Linked DNA regions of Homo sapiens: all the other regions are linked to region 3. The links are chromatin contacts, found by Hi-C or POLR2A ChIA-PET in ENCODE. All regions are on one chromosome and are shown on one strand. The core of a region is the stretch at or near the end of the contact, and the rest is flanking DNA. Distances in the headings are between cores, read along the strand shown. Region 1 has its middle 25 kb from the start of MSH2-OT1. Region 2 holds the start of MSH2-OT1 (MSH2 overlapping transcript 1). Region 3 holds the start of MSH2 (mutS homolog 2). Region 4 holds the start of BCYRN1 (brain cytoplasmic RNA 1). Region 5 overlaps EPCAM-DT (EPCAM divergent transcript).

Region 1 (2,700 bases), core at 52-2,551, 99 kb after region 3:
GCCACCACATCCAGCTAATTTTTTATTTTTCATTTTTAACTTTTTTTTCAGAGATGGAGTCTTGCTCTGTCACCAGGCTAGAGTGCAGTGGTGTGATCTCAGCTCACTGCAACCTCCACCTCCCGGGTTCAAGCAGTTCTCCTGCCTCAGCCTCCCAAGTAGCTGGGACTACAGGCGTGCACCTCCTTGCCTGGCTAATTTTTGTATTTTTAGTAGAGATGGGGTTTCACCGTGTTAGCCAGGCTGGTCTCAAACTCCTGACCTCAGGCAATCCACCTGCCTCAACCTCCCAAAGTGCTGGAATTACAGGCATAAGCCACTGCGCCCGGCCTATTTTTCTATTTTTATTTCTTTTGAGATGGAGTCTTGCTCTGTTGCCCAGGCTGGAGTGCAGTGGCACGATCTCGACTCACTGCCACCTCTGCCTCCTGTGTTCGTGTGATTCTCCTGCCTCAGCCTCCTGAATAGCTGGGCCTACAGGCATGTGCCACCATGCCTGTCTAATTTTTGTATTTTTCGTAGAGACGGGGTTTTGCCATGTTGGCCAGGCTGGTCTCAAACTCCTGGACTCAAGTGATCCTCCTACCTTGACCTCCCAAAGTGCAGGGAGTACAGGTGTGAGCCACTGTGCCCTGCCTACACAGAGATTTAGAAAGCTAAAAGGACTCACCCAAACTCACACACTTGAGAAGTGGCAGAGTTGGGTCTTCTGTCTCTAAATCTACCACACCAAACAACTCAACTGGCAGCATTTTCTCAGCAACATCTTTGCAGGAACCTTGTGGTCAATTCCTCCTGCAGGGGTGAGTGGCAGCCTGCAGAGAGTTCTGTGAGTCAAGTGTTTCAACATATGGATGGATTGTTGTTTTTTACTGTGGCAACAAAAGGTGTGAGATTTTTGTCTTTCATCAGCTACAAACTACACTGTTGGTCAGGCACTTTTACTGGGAGATGTTTTTCCCCCGATTCTTCCTGGGGTGACTTGAAATGTGGGCAGGATCCAGGAGGTGGAGAGAGAGGGGTCTTTGAAGGGGTGGAGGTGGGCTGCTGACACTGAAGAGCTCTCAGCTGATTGACTCACCTGCACATGACTGTGTAGGGAATGTCTGGCCCAAGGAGGCTTCCTGTAATGTATCTATCATCTCTTCATTTAGCTCATTTTTTGGGTTTCAGAATCCCTCGTGGAAGGTCCATTTAAAATCTTGGAAGAAACCTGGGCTCTGCAGATTGTCCTCAGTGGAGCAACTAAGAGCTGAATACAGTAAAATGAAAGGCAAGACAAAGTCATTTCCTGGGTTAGGATAATTAGAATTTGAGTCACCTTCCTGTGTAAAAGGAAACAAACATTCTGATGGTCTTCATCAGGGAAAGAGAAATGTTTTATCAAATAAAGTGTAATCCTGGCAGTTGGCTTCAACTGAGGCTTGAAGAGAGGCCCGGGGTGTTTAATCTCCTGACATTTTCCCTGTACCTCTTTTATGACACTTTTCACTTTTTGCCAAGTTATTTATACCATAGCCTTTATAGTTAATTTTTGCTTCTAGATTATATATTTCCACTTCTGTGGACAACTTGCAGCAGTTTGTGCATAGTATGTATTCAAAAAATGAAAAAATATAAATACATGGATGAATTACTGAATGGATGGATAGGTGAGTGAATGGATGGATGAGTGGATGGATGGGTGGATGAGTGGATGGATGGATAAATGGATGGATGGGTGGATGGATGTATGGATGGATGGATGGATGGATGGATGGATGGATGGATGGATGGATAAATGGATGGATGGATGGATGGATGAGTGGATGGATGGATGGATGAGTGGATGGATGGATGGATGGATGGATGGATGGATGGATGGATAAATGGATGGATGGATGGATGGATGAGTGGATGGGTGGATGGATGGACGGATGAGTGGATGGATGGACGGATGGATGGATGGGCCCTGGTCATGTTCACATAAGAAAGGTTGAACTTGTGGGAGAGGAGGCAAAAAGAGGAAGTGATAGTCACTGAATGTGTGTGCTAGACAGTATGTCTGGCACTTTATAATCATTTTAGTTAATCCTCACAACAATGCAATAAGGTAGATTGCTTGTTTCCCCATTTCAAGATGTTGAAACTGATTCTCAGAGAGGTTAAAGAATTTGCTTAATGGGACCCTCATCTAGATCAGTCTGAATAGAAAGAACTACCAGACTCTTAAAGTCAGCCTAGCACCAAGTAGACACTAAAACATTGATTTTTGTGATGTTGTTTCCCAGAAACATTGAGTCAGAAAGCATGTGGATGCAGATTAAAGTGGAACAGGCTCGGCCATGACTGAGCATCTGCAGGAGGAGCTGAGGAAAGAGCTGGCCTCCTCAAGGCCTGGGTGACTCAACTGTCAGCCTCCAAAGCCCATTCCCCTCCTTCATTGGAGAGGAGTTTGAGGACAGTTGTGGTTGAACCCCCAGCAAAACTATTCCAAAACGCCGTGTGCTGGGGCAGGTGGGGCCTAGGCCAAGGCCATTTGGCCCTGCCTGCTGTGGCCCTTCTCCCCTCCCATGTCTTCCAGCCTTGCCTCCCCCACAGGCTGCAGATGACACCCTTCGCAGTGCTTATTCTGGAGTGTAAGAGCTGAGAGCAGGAGCTACCTGGGGGTTGAGGGGTGGGCAGGCTTTAGAGAAGGGGAGAGAAGAGGCCTCACTGTGG
Region 2 (2,700 bases), core at 146-2,645, 120 kb after region 3:
CCCAGCACTTTGGGAGGCCAAGGTGGGCAGGTCACTTGAGGTCAGGAGTTCAAGACCAGCCTGACCAATATGCAAAAACCCCGTCTCTCCTAAAAATACAAAAAAAAAAAAAAAATTAGCCAGGTGTGGCGGCGGGTGCCTGTAGTCCCAGCTACTCGGGAGGCTGAGGCAGGAGAATGCCGTGAACCCAGGAGGCGGAGCTTGCAGTGAGCCGAGATTGCGCCACTGCACTCCAGCCTGGGCAACAGAGTGAGACTCCCTCAGAAAAAAAAAAAAAAAGAGAAAGAAAGAAAAGAAACAAAGAAACTGGCTGAGCCTGGTGGCTCACGCCTGTAATCCCCAGCACTTTGGGAGGCCAAGGTGGGTGCATCACTTGAGGCCAGGAGTTCAAGACCAGCCTGGGCAACTTGGCGAAACTCCGTTTATACTAAAAATACAAAAATTAGCCGGGCATAGTGGAGTGCACTTGTAATCCCAGCTACTTGGGAGGCTAAGCCAGGAGAATCGCTTGAATCCGGGAGGCAGAGGTTGCAGTGAGCCAAGATCGCGCCACTGCCTTCCAGCCTGGGCGACAGAGCGAAACTCCGTCTCAAAAACAAACAAAAACCCCAAAACACAAAAAGACATAAAAACTATTTGGATAACTCTAGCATTTACCCAAGATGTTAAGGAATCTAAAAGGGAGTTCTTAAAGACAATAGATGAGACAAAGCCATTTCCAGTGTCGGCCCATTTAATAAACTGGTTCCACCTGGATTTTCTCTTCATTGTGGTGAAAGCCACCACCTAACAATGCTGGCCCTGCCTGCATCATCGCATGTCATCATGACAACCTATGGGGGAGAACAGCTCCATTCAACAGATGCAGAAACTGCAGGTTAAAGGGTGAAAAGCAGTTGCGAAGTCCCCACAGCTTGGAAATGGTGGAGCCGAGACTGAAACCCAGGTGTGCTAGCATCTAAAGTTCATGCTCTTTCCACCACATTAGACTGTATTCTGAGGGCACCAAGGAAGCTCCATTTTTCTTAAGAAACCAAATTGCAGTCCTCCAGGACCACAGCCAGGGGAGCATCTTCGTGGGAGAGTGGCTGCTGCTCAGAGTTGTGACTCCCATCCTTAAGAGTCCTCTGTCCTCTCTGGCCTCCTTTCTACTGATCATTGCTGTCCCCTTCACAGGGGAGAGGGGCCATGGCCTATCCCCTAAAGAGTCTGCCAAGGTAGACTCATAACCTCCCCGTGGCACAGCTCAGACAAGCTGGGCTATTTACATAAGACTTGACCCAGGGCTTGAGGACAGCGCGAGGAATGAGGTGCAGAGGAGACTGCTGCTTCTGGGTGACAGTCTGCCTGGCTGACCACAGCTGGGGTACTCATTGGCCTCTTGAGGCCCCCCACAGGCCTGCCCTGCCTGACCTACTCTTGTGAGGCCAAGGCCATCTCCTCCACTCTCTGGGGGCCTCTTCTGACTCCTCCAAACTCTTCCATGTCTGGACTCCTGGCTTCTGCCCAAGGCCATCTATTGGAGTTTGGGTTTCCAGTTGAGGATCTGCCTTTTTCCTGGATGACCAAACCTAGAATGTGACCGGCCTCATGCTCCCTCCTCACAAGGGTGTGGCTTTATCCGAGGGCCTCAGCAAGGCAACCAACACCAGACATGAAGCTGGTAAGACCAACATCCACCTATTCATTCCTTCAGCAAACATTTACTGTGGACAGCATCAGGTTGGCAGTATCATGCAAGGCTCAGAAATATGGTGGAAAACCAGACAGATGCAGTTCCTGTCCTCAGTCTCTAGGCTGCCTTCCTAGAGGCCCCTCACTGGGTTTCTTAGCAGTTTTGTACAGATCCTACCCCCTTTGCTGCCAGCAGGCTCACCTCTGGGACAGGGCGCATATAGTCTGGGCCAGAACTTGTCCTGGGGTCTTCTTACGGCCCTGGTTCAGCTTGCATTCAGCATAACAACTTAGCTAGGGAGTGCTGCAGGCCCCAAATGATGCTAAATACTAGACTAGCTGTGTAACACCATCTGCCCAGAATGAAGGGACAGGTGAGGCAGAAGGGTCTCCGACAGCGCACAGGGCAACCAGTGAAAGCGTCCTTACTGTCCTGTTCCTGAGGTCTCTCTGTGCCTGCTTTACTGCCCTTCGCTTTCCTACAGAGCACACTCAGCTCATCCTGGGAGACAAGGTGGGGGTGGAGGATGGTCCATCCTTCTTCCGCATCAAGGTCAGTAGGTTCAGAGCTCTGGGGGGGTGCTGAGACCCTGGGACAGGCTTCCTGCTGAGGGCACTGGGGCCTATGCTTGTGCCACTGCCTAGCCAGTTGCCTCCCAGAGTAGAGAAGCAGTCTCCCAAGCTCTTGCAATTTGTGGGGAGCCAAGCTGCTCTGGAGAGGGGCCTCAAAGCTTCAGCCAGAGAAAAGGCAAACCCAGCCACCCTGAGAATCTCCTCCTCCCCCTCAATCACACCCTGCAGAGGCGTGATCTGTCCCTGGGTTCGCACCAAGCCTGCTATTTTGTTTATGCCACAATTGATCTGCCATCCCAGTTTGCAAAGAGCAGACACTTGGGGGCTTTATTATGCCACTTTGACAAAAGCTGTGAAGCTCGTTCCCACAGCCTGTCTGGTGCCGCCTTCGCAAATGGGGCCCTGGTGATGGGGCCTTCGGAGTTCAGCTCAGAGAGCATGGAAGTGAGATGG
Region 3 (2,700 bases), core at 127-2,626:
AATTTTTGTATTTTTAGTAGAGACGGGGTTTCGCCATGTTGGCCAGGCTGGTCTCAAACTCCGGACCTCAGGTGATCCACCCGCGTTGGCCTCCCAATACGCTGGGATTACAGGCGTGAGCCACTGCGCCTGGCTGTTTGCTAACATTTTAAAATTTCAACCTTCCTCTTCCTTAACTGGTCTTCCCCTACCCCCCCTCAAGACGGGGTCTCTCGCTCTGTCGCCCCAGCTGCGGTGCAGTGGCGTGAACATAGCTGACGGCAGAAGACCTCCTGGGCTCAAACGATCCTCCTGGCTCGTGCTCCCAAAGTACTGGGATTATGGCGTGTGACACCACGCCTGGCGTCAAACGTTTGTCTTTTTATTTATTTTATTTTGTATTTTTTGAGACAGGGTTTTCAATCTGTCGCCCACGCTGGAGTGCAGTGGCACAATTTACGGCTCACCGCAGCCTCGACCTCCCGGGCTCAGGTGATCCTTTCGCCTCAGCCCTGCTAATATCTGGGATCACAGACGTGGGTTTTACCATGTTGCCCAGGATGGTGTCAATCTCCTGGGCTCAAGTGATCCGCCCACCTCGGCCTCCCAAATTGCTGGGATTACAGGCGTGAGCTACCGCGCCCTGCCACAAACGCATATCTTCTAACGTACCATTTCATTTACTTGCTATATTCATTATCTGAATTTTCTCATATTAGAATGTAAGCAGAATAAAGGCAGTGATTTTTCTTTTTACTGGCGATCCTCAGAGCCAAGAAGAGTCTGGGACATAGCAGGCCATATAAATGTTTTCGAATGAGTGAATCATCAACGAGTGGATGAAACGATAATGTGGCTAACAGGCAGCAGTAAGGAGGCTGTGTAGAATAAACCCGTAATCCCGATGTTGGCAGTTTGCTTAGAAAGAAAAAGGGAGGCAGTCGGAGAGGGGCACACGTTTTAACAAAATACTGGGAGGAGGAGGAAGGCTAGTTTTTTTTTTGTTTTCAAGTTTCCTTCTGATGTTACTCCCATGCTTCCGGGCACATTACGAGCTCAGTGCCTGCCGGAAATCTCCCACCTGGTGGCAACCTACCCTTGCATACACCCCACCCAGGGGCTTCAAGCCTTGCAGCTGAGTAAACACAGAAAGGAGCTCTACTAAGGATGCGCGTCTGCGGGTTTCCGCGCGACCTAGGCGCAGGCATGCGCAGTAGCTAAAGTCACCAGCGTGCGCGGGAAGCTGGGCCGCGTCTGCTTATGATTGGTTGCCGCGGCAGACTCCCACCCACCGAAACGCAGCCCTGGAAGCTGATTGGGTGTGGTCGCCGTGGCCGGACGCCGCTCGGGGGACGTGGGAGGGGAGGCGGGAAACAGCTTAGTGGGTGTGGGGTCGCGCATTTTCTTCAACCAGGAGGTGAGGAGGTTTCGACATGGCGGTGCAGCCGAAGGAGACGCTGCAGTTGGAGAGCGCGGCCGAGGTCGGCTTCGTGCGCTTCTTTCAGGGCATGCCGGAGAAGCCGACCACCACAGTGCGCCTTTTCGACCGGGGCGACTTCTATACGGCGCACGGCGAGGACGCGCTGCTGGCCGCCCGGGAGGTGTTCAAGACCCAGGGGGTGATCAAGTACATGGGGCCGGCAGGTGAGGGCCGGGACGGCGCGTGCTGGGGAGGGACCCGGGGCCTTGTGGCGCGGCTCCTTTCCCGCCTCAGAGAGTGGGCGGTGAGCAGCCTCTCCAGTGCGGAGGCACGGGGGCGGAACGTTGGTGCTTGTGCGGATTCCGCCGTCCCCAGGTTCTGCTTGGCTCCGGAGGGACGCCCCCCTCAGCCCTGAAACCCGTGCCTCTCCAGCCGCCCCGGATCTGAACTTGTGATCACGGAGTGTTTACGTCGTGCCAGGCATTTTAATGCATTGTTCTAGTTCATTTTCCAGCAGTCGCATTCCTCGCCTTGGCCCTACATGTAGCGCTCATTACAAACACGGCCAGAATCTCTTATTAACAAACAGCAGCCAGGAGTGAGATTTAAAATAGACTGGGGGTTTAGGAGACCCTTTTATGACACGTAATTCTGCTCCCACGACGCTCCCATTTATACCGCCGGTCCAGCTAAGGGTCTGGTAATGGAGCGCCGTTGAAGAGCAGTATGATGAAGTGGTCAGGACCAACGGACTCTGGAGCTGGGCTGCTTGGGATCAAGTCGCTGCCCCTCTGCTTATTAACGTGTGACCTTGGGCCAGTCATGGACGCTATCTGCTTCAGCTCAGCATTCAGTGCTCTCCGTCACCCGACCCCATCTATCCAGGATTATCTCTCCCTGGAAAGCTACAAACGTCTCACCCTATGTGGGCCAAATGTTCTGGATAGGCCTAGTTAACCTCTTCTCTCCCTGTTTTCTTTGCGCTTTCTTGCAGCTATGTAGTTATGCTAATGAAAAGAGCATCCTAGGGGGAGCAGAGTTGTGGATTCTAGTCCTGACTAGAGGACTAGTGCAAATGCGATACTCCTGATGAAAAATGTTTCATTCGTTAGATATAAATGTGTTAGGCAGGGTTATGGACACTAGATGAAAAAAGAAATACCTCTACTTTCATAGAGATCACTATTGGACAGCAAGGCAGAAATAATTACAATTCAAGTTGGAGGCTTATGGAGGTGAGCTTGTAAGAGGTTACAAGAGGCGCCAAGGCAGGATCGCCAAAGACGGAAGACTTTGGAAGA
Region 4 (2,700 bases), core at 136-2,635, 68 kb before region 3:
CGCTTGAACCAGGGAGTCGGAGGTTGCAGTGAACCGAGATCACACCACTGCACTCCAGCCTGGCGACAGAGAGACTCTGTCTCAAATAAATAAATAAAACATCTTAAAGAAATAGAAAATACTAGTAGAGTATTCACTCTGATTTCAGAATCAATTTGTGGAAATTCAGTTTCACAAGAATGAAAAAAGCCCCCTAAGCAAGGTAGCTTTTTTTTTTTTTTTTAAAGATGGGGTCTCACTATGTTTTCCAGACTGATCTCAAACTCCTGGGCTCAAGCAATCCTCCTCCCTCAGCCTCCTGAGTGGCTGGGACTACAGGTACACATCACCACCACCCTGCTAGGATATGGTAGCTTTTTAACCAAAACACACCACCATGCAATGGAGAGCATGTAACTTGTTATTTGGTCATACAAATACATCAGAATAAATTCCACCTCTCTTGTGGAGCCCTTTTTCCTACATCTGCACAGAAACTGGCACTAGCAGGACTGCAACCGAGGCAGACTCGAGAATTAGCAGACTCTGGCTCAGGCAGGACAATAGAGCAGCGGGAAATTTCTTTCAAGGGCTTTTGTTGCTGTTGTTGAGATGGAATCTTGCTGTGTCACCCAGGCTGGAGTGCAGTGGTGCTGTCTCGGCTCACTGCAATCTCCGCCTCCCAGGTTTAAACGATTCTCCTGCCTCAGCCTCTCAAGTAGCTGCGATTACAGGCATGTGCCACCATGCCCAGCTAATTTTTGCATTTTTGGTAGAGATGGGGTTTCACTATGTTGCTCAGGGAGGTCTCGAAACTCCTGACCTCAGGTGATCCGCCCACCTCGGCCTCCCAAAGTGTTGAGATTACAGGCATGAGCCACTGCGCCCGGCTTGAGACCTTGAGGGGCTTTTTAACCAAGAGATGGTGTAGGGACAGAAGCCAGCAAGAAGAACATGGTGGACTCTCTGTGAGGCCCCAAACCCCAAATCATGAGCCTCCGCCCCCTGAAAGTATTCCAGGATCTCTGAGGGAGGTTTTGGGAGGGGGCCAAGGTCCTGCAATTGGGTGGGTGGGGCTCCAAGCCATTGTTCTTTGCACATTCATGCCAATGTGACCTAATTGGCTAAGCACAGGCTGGAGAAGCTAGATAAACCTATTTAAATTCAGAGCCAAAAGACACTCAAGGATGTTTTCTGAGGGGGTGTGAGGGTTGGAAAATCATCCTATATTTGATTTATCTCCCACCTCATGTCCTGAGTCAATTCCTTAGTCTTAGATGAGGGAGACGACTTGGGAGTCATCCTTGTTTTTGATGAGCTATATAACCCTATGGCCAGCAGAGGGAAGTACTGCATTTCAGAGCGACAATTTGAGATCTATGAAAGAATTTCAATCGAGAATAAGAGGCCGGGCGCGGTGGCTCACGCCTGTAATCCCAGCTCTCAGGGAGGCTAAGAGGCGGGAGGATAGCTTGAGCCCAGGAGTTCGAGACCTGCCTGGGCAATATAGCGAGACCCCGTTCTCCAGAAAAAGGAAAAAAAAAAACAAAAGACAAAAAAAAAATAAGCGTAACTTCCCTCAAAGCAACAACCCCCCCCCCCCTTTTCATATTCTTGCCTGGAAGAAAGGCCTTGCTTTCCTCAGCTTCTTAAAGCTGGGAGAAGTTAAAGCCATTCTGAAATGCTGCTGCTACTGCTATATGTGGGGGAGAAAGCAAATTTTCTTTTTACTTTTTTAATCAGTATTTATTTTAAGTTCGAGGGTACATGTGCAGGATGTGCAGGTTTGTTACATAGGTAAACGTGTGCCATGGTGGTTTGCTGCACAGGTCAACCCATCACCTAGGTATTAAACCCAGCATCCATTAGCTATTCTTCCTGATGCTGTCCCTCCTCCCACCCCACCAACAGGACCCCAAATTTTCTTTCTTTTTTTTTTTTTTTTTTTTTTGAGATGGAGTCTAGCTCTGTCACCCAGTCTGGAATGTAATAGCTCAATCTCGGCTCACTGTAACCTCCATCTCCCAGGTTCAAGTGATTCTCCTGCCTCAGCCTTCCAAGTAACTGGGATTACAGGCATGCACTACCATGCCTGGCTAATTTTTGTATTTTTAGTAGAGACGGGGTTTCACCATGTTGGCCAGGCTGGTCTCAAACTCCTGACCTCAAATGATCCGCCTGCCTCAGCCTCCCAAAGTACTGGGATTACAGCTGTGAGCCACCGTGCCCAGCCTCCAAATTTTCTTATTTCCATGGCCTTGAGCAAAATTATACCATCCTAGACAAACACACACACACACACACACACACACCATTCTCCCCCTCTTGCTGTCTTTCTCAGATATGAGTCTCTCCTCCAATGGCCATTTTAAGCTTGCTCTTTTGCTCTGTAATACAAGGCCTGTTCCCTGTTAAAAGGAATGTCAGGCATCTGTGAGCAGGTAGGGAAAACATTGCAGGAGGCAAGTAAACTTCTCAGCATACCTGCCATCATTCATACCTTGAAGGCAGGTCAAGCCTGTAGCGTCTGAGTCTTCCATCCCTGAAGCACCAGCAGCTCTGACTAGAGGTCCTGTCTCCCAGCTGTGGCCCCAGCTCTCCCTGATGGTGACAGTTGCGACTTCCAAACTTGCTCCTCCCCATATCTGTAACTGAGCCCAGCGTACATTTGCCTCATGGGTGCCATTGGACTTCCTTTGTGAGCCATGTTTTCTTTCACCT
Region 5 (2,700 bases), core at 172-2,671, 93 kb before region 3:
GCCTCAACTGAAAGTCAGAATTCTGGAGCCAAATTTTGGAGACATGTGGAGAACTGATACACAACAATTGTTACACTCTTTCCTCACTAAACTTTTTAAATTTTTTTTTTCATTTTTTATTTTTGGAGACCGTGTCTTGCTGTCACTCAGGTTGGAGTGCAGTGGCACGATCACAGCTCACTGCAGTCTTGACCTTCCAGGCTTAGGTGATCCTCCCACCTCAGCCTGCCGAGTAGCTGGGACTACAGGTGTGCACCAGCACGCCCAGTTAGTTTTTGTATTTTTAGTAGAGACGGGGTTTCACCATGTTGGCCAGGCTGGTCTCAAACTCCTGACCTCAGGTGATCCACCCAGATGATCCACCCGCCTCAGCCTCCCAAAGTGCTGGGATTACAGGCATGAGCCACTGTGCCCAGCTGATTACTCTTGTCTCCTGCTAAATCACAGACGTTTGGGGAGTTCCTTCAGGACCCCAATAAACTTGTCTGTGGAGGCCTGGGGAGTCTCTTCAGACCCCCAATAAAATTTGTTTAATCCTAAATGGATCCTGTTAAGAATTCCTCCATTATTTTGTCACGCTTTAAGGCCCAGGAAAGGCCTAGGCAAAACTCTTGGTGGGCTTTTGTTACATTCCAGTCTTTGTATAAGGGCACTGGCCCTTTCAGCTTTTAATATTTAACTTAACTACTCAGTCAGTACTTTCACAGTTGTTATGGAAGCCTGAGGATCTTGCCACTGCGCTCTAGCCTGGGTGACAGAATGAGACCCAGTCTAAAAAAAAGAAAAAAGAAAGAAAAGAATGTCCTGTATTCACACAACCACCACAGAACTGGACCTTCTTGAACAGTGCAGCATGGCTCATTCCTTCATTCTTTGATATCCCAACCCCTGCTCAGCATCTGCAGCATGGGGCACAGAGCAGGCACACCCTCCAATGCTGCTCTGTTCACTAGACGGCAGCTTTCTCCTCAGCCCTCAGTGTTCGGCTTGTGCACAGAAAACGTGAATCTAGATAATAAGAGCAAAGAACATCTCCACGGGACATAAGTAAACCACCACACCCCACCCACCTCTATCAACCTTATCTGCTTACTTGGAGCTCTGATCTCTAACAGGCAATTAATCCTCCCTTGTGGAACTCAAAAGTCACCTACCCATTCCCCAGGGAGCTGGGTGATAAGAAAGCGCAAAGTTTAGGATTACTCTTTGATAAGAGTCTTGCTTAAACAAGATCACATACAAAAGCCTGTCTGATCCCCACACCCTTCTCCCCTGGCTCCCCTCTCTCCTTTCTTCCTCTCTTGCTTGTAAGATTGCAAGATTGTGCAAGCCAACCCACAGACTTGGGCTCTGAAAGGCCTAATGCAAATTGCTTTTAGACACACACATTTCTTTCCCAGCCCTCTGTATTAGTCCACTCCCCACCCAGCAGGCCTCACCCTTACCCCCTACCTGGGAGTTGACGCTTGGGGCTCCCCTGGGAGCTGATTGCCCTGGTCTGCTCCTGGCCACTTCCCATTGGTGCTTGCTCATTTACATTTTAAAATTAGAGCAGAGTTCAACACTGTGGTTGGCTTTAGTGGCTCTATGAATTGTCCTACCCTGGTGAGAAAAATGCAGACAATATAGCCACCTGGGAAAACTTTGCTCCTAAAATAGCGCAGCCCCCACAGCATTCTGGCAACAGGTTGCTCTGTGGTGAGTCTCTGGCTCTGGGCTGATAGAAACACCCGGGGATGTAAATAGCAATGAGAAAAGGCCACTTGTACCACGATGACGTTTCGTGTTGGCGGGTTCTACCCCCACCCCAACCCCACCTAAGTTCTCTATTTTTGTTTTGCTTAAACTTCAGCTCACAGCATAAACACCCAGGGTTGAGGCTCCATTCTGCCCTAGAGCTGTGAGTGCAGGGTGAGGGGTTGTGGTGTCCTGTTCCTCCTACCATGTCCCAGCCCCTCTGTTTCAGTCTCAGCACTGTCCTCCCAGACCCTCCCTTCTGAAGGTCAGTTCCCTCTGCTGCAAAGTGGGAATAACAGCATTCGTTGGGAGGGTTGAATGAGTTGACAAAACCCATGCCTGGCACAGTGCCCGCCTGTGGCAGGCTGCAGTGTCTCAGGCCATGATTAAGACAGGGTTGTGGCAGTGATGCAGGTGCACACAGTGGTGAAGAAGCAGACGGTGGGGACCCTCTTGGCAGTCCCCGACCACACAGATGCATGGCAGGACCAGGAGGTGGGGGGCCTCAGGCTGAAACGGCCATCTCCCCAACTCCTCCTTGTTTGTCGGATTCCAGGCCAGCGCCTGGCAGCCCTTCGGCACAGAACTTCTTGTACATTCCACAGCAAGTGAAAGGGCTTTTGTCCCCACACAGGAAGAACAAATGACAAAGGCAATTGTGTGTCTCCCCACGGGCCCACACAGCAAGCTTGGGAAGAGAAAATTCTTTCCCCAAGAGTCCAGCTTTGCTGGAGCGGTTGCAGTCACAGATCAGTCAAACTGTGGCACAGCTCTGGAAGAGTGTGGCATCTGAGCTCCCACATGTGTGGCAGGGTGCTCATCGCACGCCCAGCACACACACATGTGCACAAACTCCAACACATTGCTCCTGCCCAGACTAGCTGGGCAGTGCGTCACAGATGCTCTAGCTGCAGGGGCTCAGGAGGGCATCACACCCACCCCCTTCAGGAGGTTATGGCTTTA

What was found. Hi-C counts contacts between places; a loop is a spot of excess contacts on that map. ChIA-PET counts read pairs that join two places held with the same protein, here RNA polymerase II (POLR2A). Pooled maps may share reads with other maps.
Region 1: a pooled map shows a loop between it and region 3 (4-fold over the local background). The contact joins the enhancer-like site here to the promoter of MSH2 in region 3. A Hi-C loop is called at or near these places in 3 of 50 pooled maps. POLR2A ChIA-PET finds 5 or more read pairs at or near these places in 7 of 52 experiments (H1, HEK293, WTC11 and 3 more).
Region 2: a loop to region 3 is called in a map of endothelial cell of umbilical vein, with 2.3 times the contacts of the local background. The contact joins the promoter of MSH2-OT1 here to the promoter of MSH2 in region 3. A Hi-C loop is called at or near these places in 6 of 168 maps with a recorded cell type or tissue (CD4-positive, alpha-beta T cell, CD4-positive, alpha-beta memory T cell, OCI-LY7 and 2 more), 11 of 37 single-sample maps with no recorded cell type and 17 of 50 pooled maps. POLR2A ChIA-PET finds 5 or more read pairs at or near these places in 13 of 52 experiments (AG04450, CD4-positive, alpha-beta T cell, CD4-positive, alpha-beta memory T cell and 9 more).
Region 4: a loop to region 3 is called in a map of B cell, with 4 times the contacts of the local background. The contact joins the promoter of BCYRN1 here to the promoter of MSH2 in region 3. A Hi-C loop is called at or near these places in 8 of 168 maps with a recorded cell type or tissue (B cell, HCT116, breast epithelium and 4 more), 4 of 37 single-sample maps with no recorded cell type and 14 of 50 pooled maps. POLR2A ChIA-PET finds 5 or more read pairs at or near these places in 25 of 52 experiments (A549, A673, AG04449 and 19 more).
Region 5: a loop to region 3 is called in a pooled map, with 4 times the contacts of the local background. The contact joins the enhancer-like site here to the promoter of MSH2 in region 3. A Hi-C loop is called at or near these places in 1 of 37 single-sample maps with no recorded cell type and 5 of 50 pooled maps. POLR2A ChIA-PET finds 5 or more read pairs at or near these places in 5 of 52 experiments (GM10248, H1, HEK293 and 2 more).

The regions. Positions count from the first base shown.
Region 1 is chr2:47,500,755-47,503,454 of GRCh38, forward strand. It overlaps a transcript of MSH2 not described here. Among named protein-coding and RNA genes, the nearest start is that of MSH2-OT1, 25 kb to the right of the region's middle. Within about 2 kb of position 1,302, at least 5 of the 41 ENCODE cell types and tissues checked have a DNase peak (open chromatin) inside an H3K27ac peak, as active enhancers do.
Region 2 is chr2:47,526,142-47,528,841 of GRCh38, forward strand. MSH2-OT1 (MSH2 overlapping transcript 1) reads left to right here and starts at 1,396. Exons shown (of 3, transcript NR_120602.1): 1 at 1,396-1,663; 2 at 2,160-2,227. All of the region lies in intron 1 of KCNK12 (potassium two pore domain channel subfamily K member 12), which reads right to left. It also overlaps a transcript of MSH2 not described here.
Region 3 is chr2:47,401,780-47,404,479 of GRCh38, forward strand. MSH2 (mutS homolog 2) reads left to right here and starts at 1,377. Exons shown (of 16, transcript NM_000251.3): 1 at 1,377-1,623. The coding sequence starts at 1,413. RefSeq lists enhancers at 1,064-1,113, 1,118-1,828, 1,829-2,537, 1,904-1,963.
Region 4 is chr2:47,333,930-47,336,629 of GRCh38, forward strand. BCYRN1 (brain cytoplasmic RNA 1) reads left to right here and starts at 1,386. Exons shown (of 1, transcript NR_001568.1): 1 at 1,386-1,585. The region is part of intron 1 of EPCAM-DT (EPCAM divergent transcript); the gene reads right to left. RefSeq lists a silencer at 817-866.
Region 5 is chr2:47,308,915-47,311,614 of GRCh38, forward strand. All of the region lies in intron 3 of EPCAM-DT (EPCAM divergent transcript), which reads right to left. Among named protein-coding and RNA genes, the nearest start is that of BCYRN1, 25 kb to the right of the region's middle. RefSeq lists enhancers at 688-877, 2,138-2,207. Within about 2 kb of position 1,422, at least 26 of the 41 ENCODE cell types and tissues checked have a DNase peak (open chromatin) inside an H3K27ac peak, as active enhancers do.